Linked DNA regions of Homo sapiens: region 1 is linked to region 2. A link is a loop called in an ENCODE intact Hi-C map of the cell type or tissue named here. Cell type or tissue: Calu3. All regions are shown on one strand. Links, peaks and the distances in the headings refer to the core of each region. The heading gives the core; the rest is flanking DNA. Region 1 overlaps LOC107985933 (a long non-coding RNA gene). Region 2 has its middle 100 kb from the start of MIR4771-2.

Region 1 (2,918 bases), core at 133-2,632, 49 kb before region 2:
AGTGACTGAGGAGGCCAGAAGTAAAATGAAGATGGTATCTGCCCTCCCCCTGTACCGTGTTAAGCTCAGGGCAGAATCTGAAGGTCACCAGGTGAAGTCCATGGCTCCCTGTCCCTGGGGTTTGAGGAATGCAGCCTTGCTGGGCATCACTGGCCTGCACATCCAGATGCGGCTGCTCTTTCTCACCCCACGCTTGCCCTGGTCAGCCAGAGCCTGAGCACCCGCACTTCAGCCGACAGAGTGCTCACTGGAGCAGCATCAGAGCCCCTCTGTCCTCTTCAGAGGCTGGGTCAGAGCAACTTCACTTCGATGCATGACACCTGAGAGGCACCTGCACACAGGTGCACAGCTGGAGAGAAAAGTCAGCAGCCTGCCTTGCCAGAGGGCAGACAGACCACGCTTGGACTTCAGTTTCCAGGCGGAACAAAAGGATCTCCACATTTTTTACCTTAAAAATTAATTGACAGGTCCTGTCTGTTCCCAAGTGTCTAACATCTAAGAGGGTTGGGTTCATAGTCTGGCTGAGGATATCCTTTCCCTCCCCTCCCATTTTTACTGTAAAAACATTTTGACTAGAAAAAGAAAACCTCTTATATACTCACTATCCCAGGCAAGATTCTTCTTTTTTCTTTTTCCTCTCTGGTTGTTTTTTTTGTTTTGTTTTTTTGTTTTTTTTTTTCATTTCCTTACATTCTCTGTGCATTTGCCTATGCACCGTGGGATTTAAACAATAGATTGGGAAAACAGTGGAGAGGGCACTGAGGGTGCCCTTTTGTGGTAGAAATTGATTTTGCAGCCCTCCCCTCCCCCCCATACACACGCACATACACACACTGGGTATTTTGTTAGTCTTAACCAAAGATCAAAACAACATAGCCTTGACCTTAACTCACAAACAGCCTCCAGCTACAGGGAAAAAGTCTCTGAGCAGGGGGAGTACAAGTCCCACCAGAGCCCTTATTGATGGCAATTTAACAACAGGTATTTTATTTAAGGCCTGCATTTTTCATACAGAGACACAGTGACTCGGCTTTCAGGTATGTCTCATAAGGAAGTAGGAATGGAGAAAAGACTTGGGATTTTGAATATTTTACACAGCTTTACTGATGAACAGTAAACTGGAAGTGATCGCCATGTCTGACTGTAAAGGAATAGTTAAATAAATGTGCCACCCATGAGTAGAATGCATACCTTACGCACGTGTGCATGCACCTTCTCCAGGCAGGAAGAGTTTCCTGTGCACCCCTCACCTCCACCCATAGGAAGAGCTATGGGACCTACAGGAACTCCAGTGCTCCTGGGGCACTCCCAGCCTGTGGCACTGGAGTGTCACGTGGACAACAGAGGGTGGCTTTGTGGTCAGAACAGCATGGGCTCAAATCCAGCTTGGTCTTGCCTTGGCCTGCGTAGCCCGGGCAGCTCTTCTGCCTCCCCCAACCCAGGGAAGTGGGGTTGATGTTCTGAATCTGCAGGGCTCTTGGAGAAGTTACAGGGTGCCTGACACATGGGAGCCAGGCTCTGCCCACAGTCACCCAGCCAGCATGTTGCAGAGCCAGGATTTTAAATTAGATCCAGCCAGTTCCAGAATCATTACTTTTTCCGTTCCGTATGCATACCAGGCTGCCTCTTTCTAGATTATCCTCCAAAAAGCCCTGGGGAGGCGGCAGCAGCATGAGCGGCAGACAGGCGGCCAAGAAGTGAGGCCCCAGACAGGGATCTGAGCGTGATCTTTGCCCTTGGGACGCAAGGCATCCATCCAAGAGGTCACAGAAATCAGCAGCTTTCACCGGGAAGCCCCAAGTCCTGGGATTGGGGTGCTGAAGGGGGATCCAAAAAAAACAGTCATTGATTTGGAAGGAGATGCTGTTCTCCATCTCAGCCAGCTGTTAAAGGGACATGGATTGAACTCCCAGGCAGGGAGGGGCATTTTGTTTCCCTTGGCCACATCAGCATGTTTTTACAGTTGAGAGAGCAGGAGATGACTCTCCAGCCTGTGGCAGAGAGAAAGTGCCCTTGGCCCAACTCCGTGGAAGATGTTCCCCACCCCCCTTCCAGGAGAAGCTCCTGCTGGTGGATGCACGAACCCAGCTGGTGGCGACACAAGGCCAGTGGGCACTCTCTGCCTTGCTGAGGCCTCAGCCTCCTGGCTGCGAAGGCCCCGGGTTCCCCTCTGCAGCCAAGTCTTTACTTCCCCTTCACCCTGAAAAACGTCTTCACAGACTATCATTCTTGGTCTCTTGACTGCCTTTCTCCGGTTTCCTTTCACAATCCCTCAGAGATGGGACATCTCTCCAGAGGACGCCTGGGTTGTGAGGATCTATGGTCAGAACATTTTGGTCAATGACAGATTACATACACCACAGTGGCTCCCTCAGATTATAAAGGAGCTGAATAATTCCTATCACCAAGTGACAGTGCTATGCCATCTAAGCTTGTGTAAGTACACCCTGTGATGTTCACACAATGACGAAATCACCATTGTTAAGTAAATGGGTTTGGGAGAAGGTTCAAACAGCTTCCACCTGCCCCACCCTTCCGTTTCCTAAGCTCAGCCATGCCTTTGGAGGGTAGCACCTTTGTTTCTTCCACATGTCGCAAATACAGTGACACATGACTGTATTCAGGAACAAGGAGGCTCTGGTGCAAAAAGAACATCATTTCCATATGTGAGTGGGTCTTCTGGGTCCATCACAGGCAGCCAATTCAAGTGGTCCATCCGTCAACAGAATTCTTCTTCCAGGCTCACCAGGACTTCTTCCAGCCATAGCACATAACATCATAGCACAACACATTACCCACGTGTTTGTGGCAGTGCTGACGTCAACACACCTCCTGCACTGCCAGGCCTGTAAAAGTCTAGCACAATTTCATACAATACATAATACTTGATAATAATAATAAATGATTAGATTGCTGGC
Region 2 (2,918 bases), core at 252-2,751:
ACATGTATGCGTGTGTGAGAAAGTGTGATGAAGCACTGTGCAGGCAGGGTTTTAAAGTAGTCTTTAAGGTCTCGAACTCTTTCTTCAGGTGGAATTTTATGAGAAACTGCAATATGAGAAACAAATCATGGGGCTTGTCTCAGACTGAAGAAGGTTTTACAAGTGTAATCTGAAAACCTCTGCTCTGAGTGTGGTCCACATGTGGGATGAGGGTGGTGAGGATGCTGCTGGTGGTGGTGATGGGGATTATGATGGAGGTGATGGTAGTGGTTGTGATGGCAACAGAGGTGGTGATGATCATTGTAGTGGTGGTGAGTGATTGTAGTAGAGATGATGATGGTGATGGTGATGTTGGGACTGAGGTAAAGGTGACAGTGGTGTTAGTGGTAGCGGTGGTAGTGACAGTGATGGCAGGGATCTTGGGGGGGCGGTAGTAGTAGTAATGTTATGCTGATGGGATTGGTGGTGGTGATGGTAATGTTGATACAGGTGATGGTGGTGATGATGGTAATAGTAGTGGTGATGACCATTGATGGTGGTATAACTGCAATGATGGTGGTGATGGTGATGGTGGTGTTACTGGTAACAGTGGCCATGATGGTGTTGTTAGTATTCATGGTAGTGTTGATGGTTGTGTCATTGGTAGTGACGGCAGTAATGGTGATATTAGTAGTCATGGTGGTGGTGACGGTGGTGTTAGTGGTAGTGCTGGCAGTACTGGTGATATTAGTGGCAGCAATGATGGTGACAGCAGCATTAGCAGTACCAGTGGTGATGATGGTGGAGCTGATGGTGGTGGTGATGGTGGTGGTGGTGGTTATAATGGCAACAGTATTAGGTATAGACAAGATTCTACTGAAACAAAGGTTTATTAAAATGTTATTAATTTCAGGCACTCACTATGGTAAAGAAAATAAAGAAGTAAACCCTTTTTTTGAAAAGCATCTGTATTGGTCCATTTTCACACTGCTGATAAAGATATACCCAAGACTGGGCAATTTATAAAAGAAAGAGATTCAATTGGACTTACAGTTCCACATGGCAGGGGAAGCCTCACGATCATGGCAGAAGGCAAGGAGGAGCATGTCACGTTTTACATGAATGGCAGCAGACAAATGGAGAGACTGTGCAGGGAAACTCCCGTTTTTAAAACCATCAGATCTCGTGAGACCCATTCACTATCAGAAGAATAGCATGGGAAAGACCCGCCCCCATGATTCAATCATCTACCACCGGGTCCCTCCCACAACACGTGGGAATTATGGGAGCTGCAATATAAGATTTGGGTGGGGACAGAGAGCCAAACCGTATCAGCATCAGCTTCTAATTCTTTTCTATTTCTCACTGGTATACATATTACAGGCAAAGGCACACAGTAGGCACCAAATAAATGTAATTAATTTGCGATTTTTATGTCTTAAAAGAAACAGCTGATCCAGGAAATTCTGTTAAGATATCCCTAAGCCCAAAAGGACAACATTAAGCGGTGATAAGAAAACTTTTGCTGAAAAGTTATAAAGGTACTTTAAAATGAAAGGAAAAGAGAGCAGAGGAGAGAGGACAAGGAAACCTCTTAAAATCAGGGAGGTGGATACCAGCCCTATCTAGGAAGGAAAAGGAAGTAAGAAAACCATGGAGTGTGGAGCCCCTTGCTGACTCTTAACAGTCTTGCAGGGCAGGCTCTGTGACCTGCATTCCACAGAGGAGAACAGAGGCTCACACAGGCAGAGGCCAAGGCACTGCAGAAATCACAGCCCTGGGCCCAGAGGGCACCAGCCTGCCCAGCTCTCTCCAATACCAGCTCTAGACCGTCAGCCTGAGGAACGAAGGAATTCTATGGAATGGCCCTTCTGGAAGCACATGAAGCTCTGAGGACTTTAGCCATAAGACTTTAGCTGTAGTATCCAATGTGGTCCTGTTGATGGCATTCATGAAATATGCCTGACAGGGGTTGTTTCTCCTCAGATTTTTGAAACTTCCTTGTCCAGTTTTGAGGTAGGCAGTGGGACTCGACTCTGAAGGCAGGGCTTGGACTCCAGACCAGATTAAAGACTGGCTGAGACAGGTAAGAGGCTAAAGTACCTCTCCATAAGACATGCCCACCACTGCCATGTCAGTTTACCACTGCCATGGCAACACCTGGAAGTTATCAACCCTTTCCAGGGCAATGACCCAGAAGTTACCACCCTTTTTCTAAACATTTCTGCATAATCCTCCCCTTAATTTGCATGTAATTAAAAGTGGGTATAACTATAACTGCTGAACTTCCCCTGAGCTGCTTCTGCGGGCACACTGCCTATGGGTAGCCCTGCTCTGCAAGGAGCAGTTCCTCTGCTGCTGCTGTACACTGCCGCTTCAATAAAAGTTGCTGTCTGACACCTCCAGCTCACACATGAATTCTTTCCTGAGTGACACCAAGAACCCTCCTGGGCTAAGCCCCAACTTGGGCGCTCGCCTGTGCTGCATCCATTTGATTTCTGCCTGCCTTAGGTTTTCACTCCAAATGGATTGTGGCTAAGACACCAAGTCTATCATTATGTTCCACTGCAAATCTGAGGCTACACAAAGAAACAGTGAATACATGTACGTGTGTGTGTGTGTGTGTGTGTGTGTGCGTGTGTGTGTGATTTATTCTGAGGTATTGGCTCACACATTATGGAACCTGAGAAACTCCATGATCTGCCATCAACAAGCTGGAGACCCAGTGGTGTAATTCAGACCGAGTCCCAAGGCCTGAGAACCCAGAGAGCTAATGATATACATCCCAGGCCGAGGGTGGAGAAAATGAGTTGAGATGCCCCAGCTAAAGCAGTGAGGTAGAAAAGAGGCAAGTTCCTCCTTCCTCTGTCTTGTGTTCTGTTCAGGCCCTCAGTGGATTGAATGGCACCACCCACACTGGGGAGAGAGGTCTCCCTGAC

The links. A loop is a pair of places that touch in the nucleus more often than their neighbours do. Peaks named below come from ENCODE experiments on the same cell type or tissue, not always from the same donor. Only the 100,000 strongest peaks of a DNase experiment are listed, where the experiment ranks them.
Region 1: it touches region 2 in a loop (2.7-fold over the local background); 15 of 110 quality-filtered maps call a loop at or near these places.

The regions. Positions count from the first base shown.
Region 1 is chr2:111,616,677-111,619,594 of GRCh38, forward strand. LOC107985933 (a long non-coding RNA gene) reads right to left here. Exons shown (of 3, transcript XR_001739641.2): 1 at 1,192-2,918. Among named protein-coding and RNA genes, the nearest start is that of MIR4435-2HG, 120 kb to the left of the region's middle. RefSeq lists enhancers at 1-207, 931-1,603. In Calu3, for the core only: no CTCF peak of the experiment used is centred there; a DNase peak (open chromatin) is centred at 1,305.
Region 2 is chr2:111,666,057-111,668,974 of GRCh38, forward strand. No RefSeq gene overlaps it. Among named protein-coding and RNA genes, the nearest start is that of MIR4771-2, 100 kb to the right of the region's middle. In Calu3, for the core only: no CTCF peak of the experiment used is centred there; a DNase peak (open chromatin) is centred at 1,685.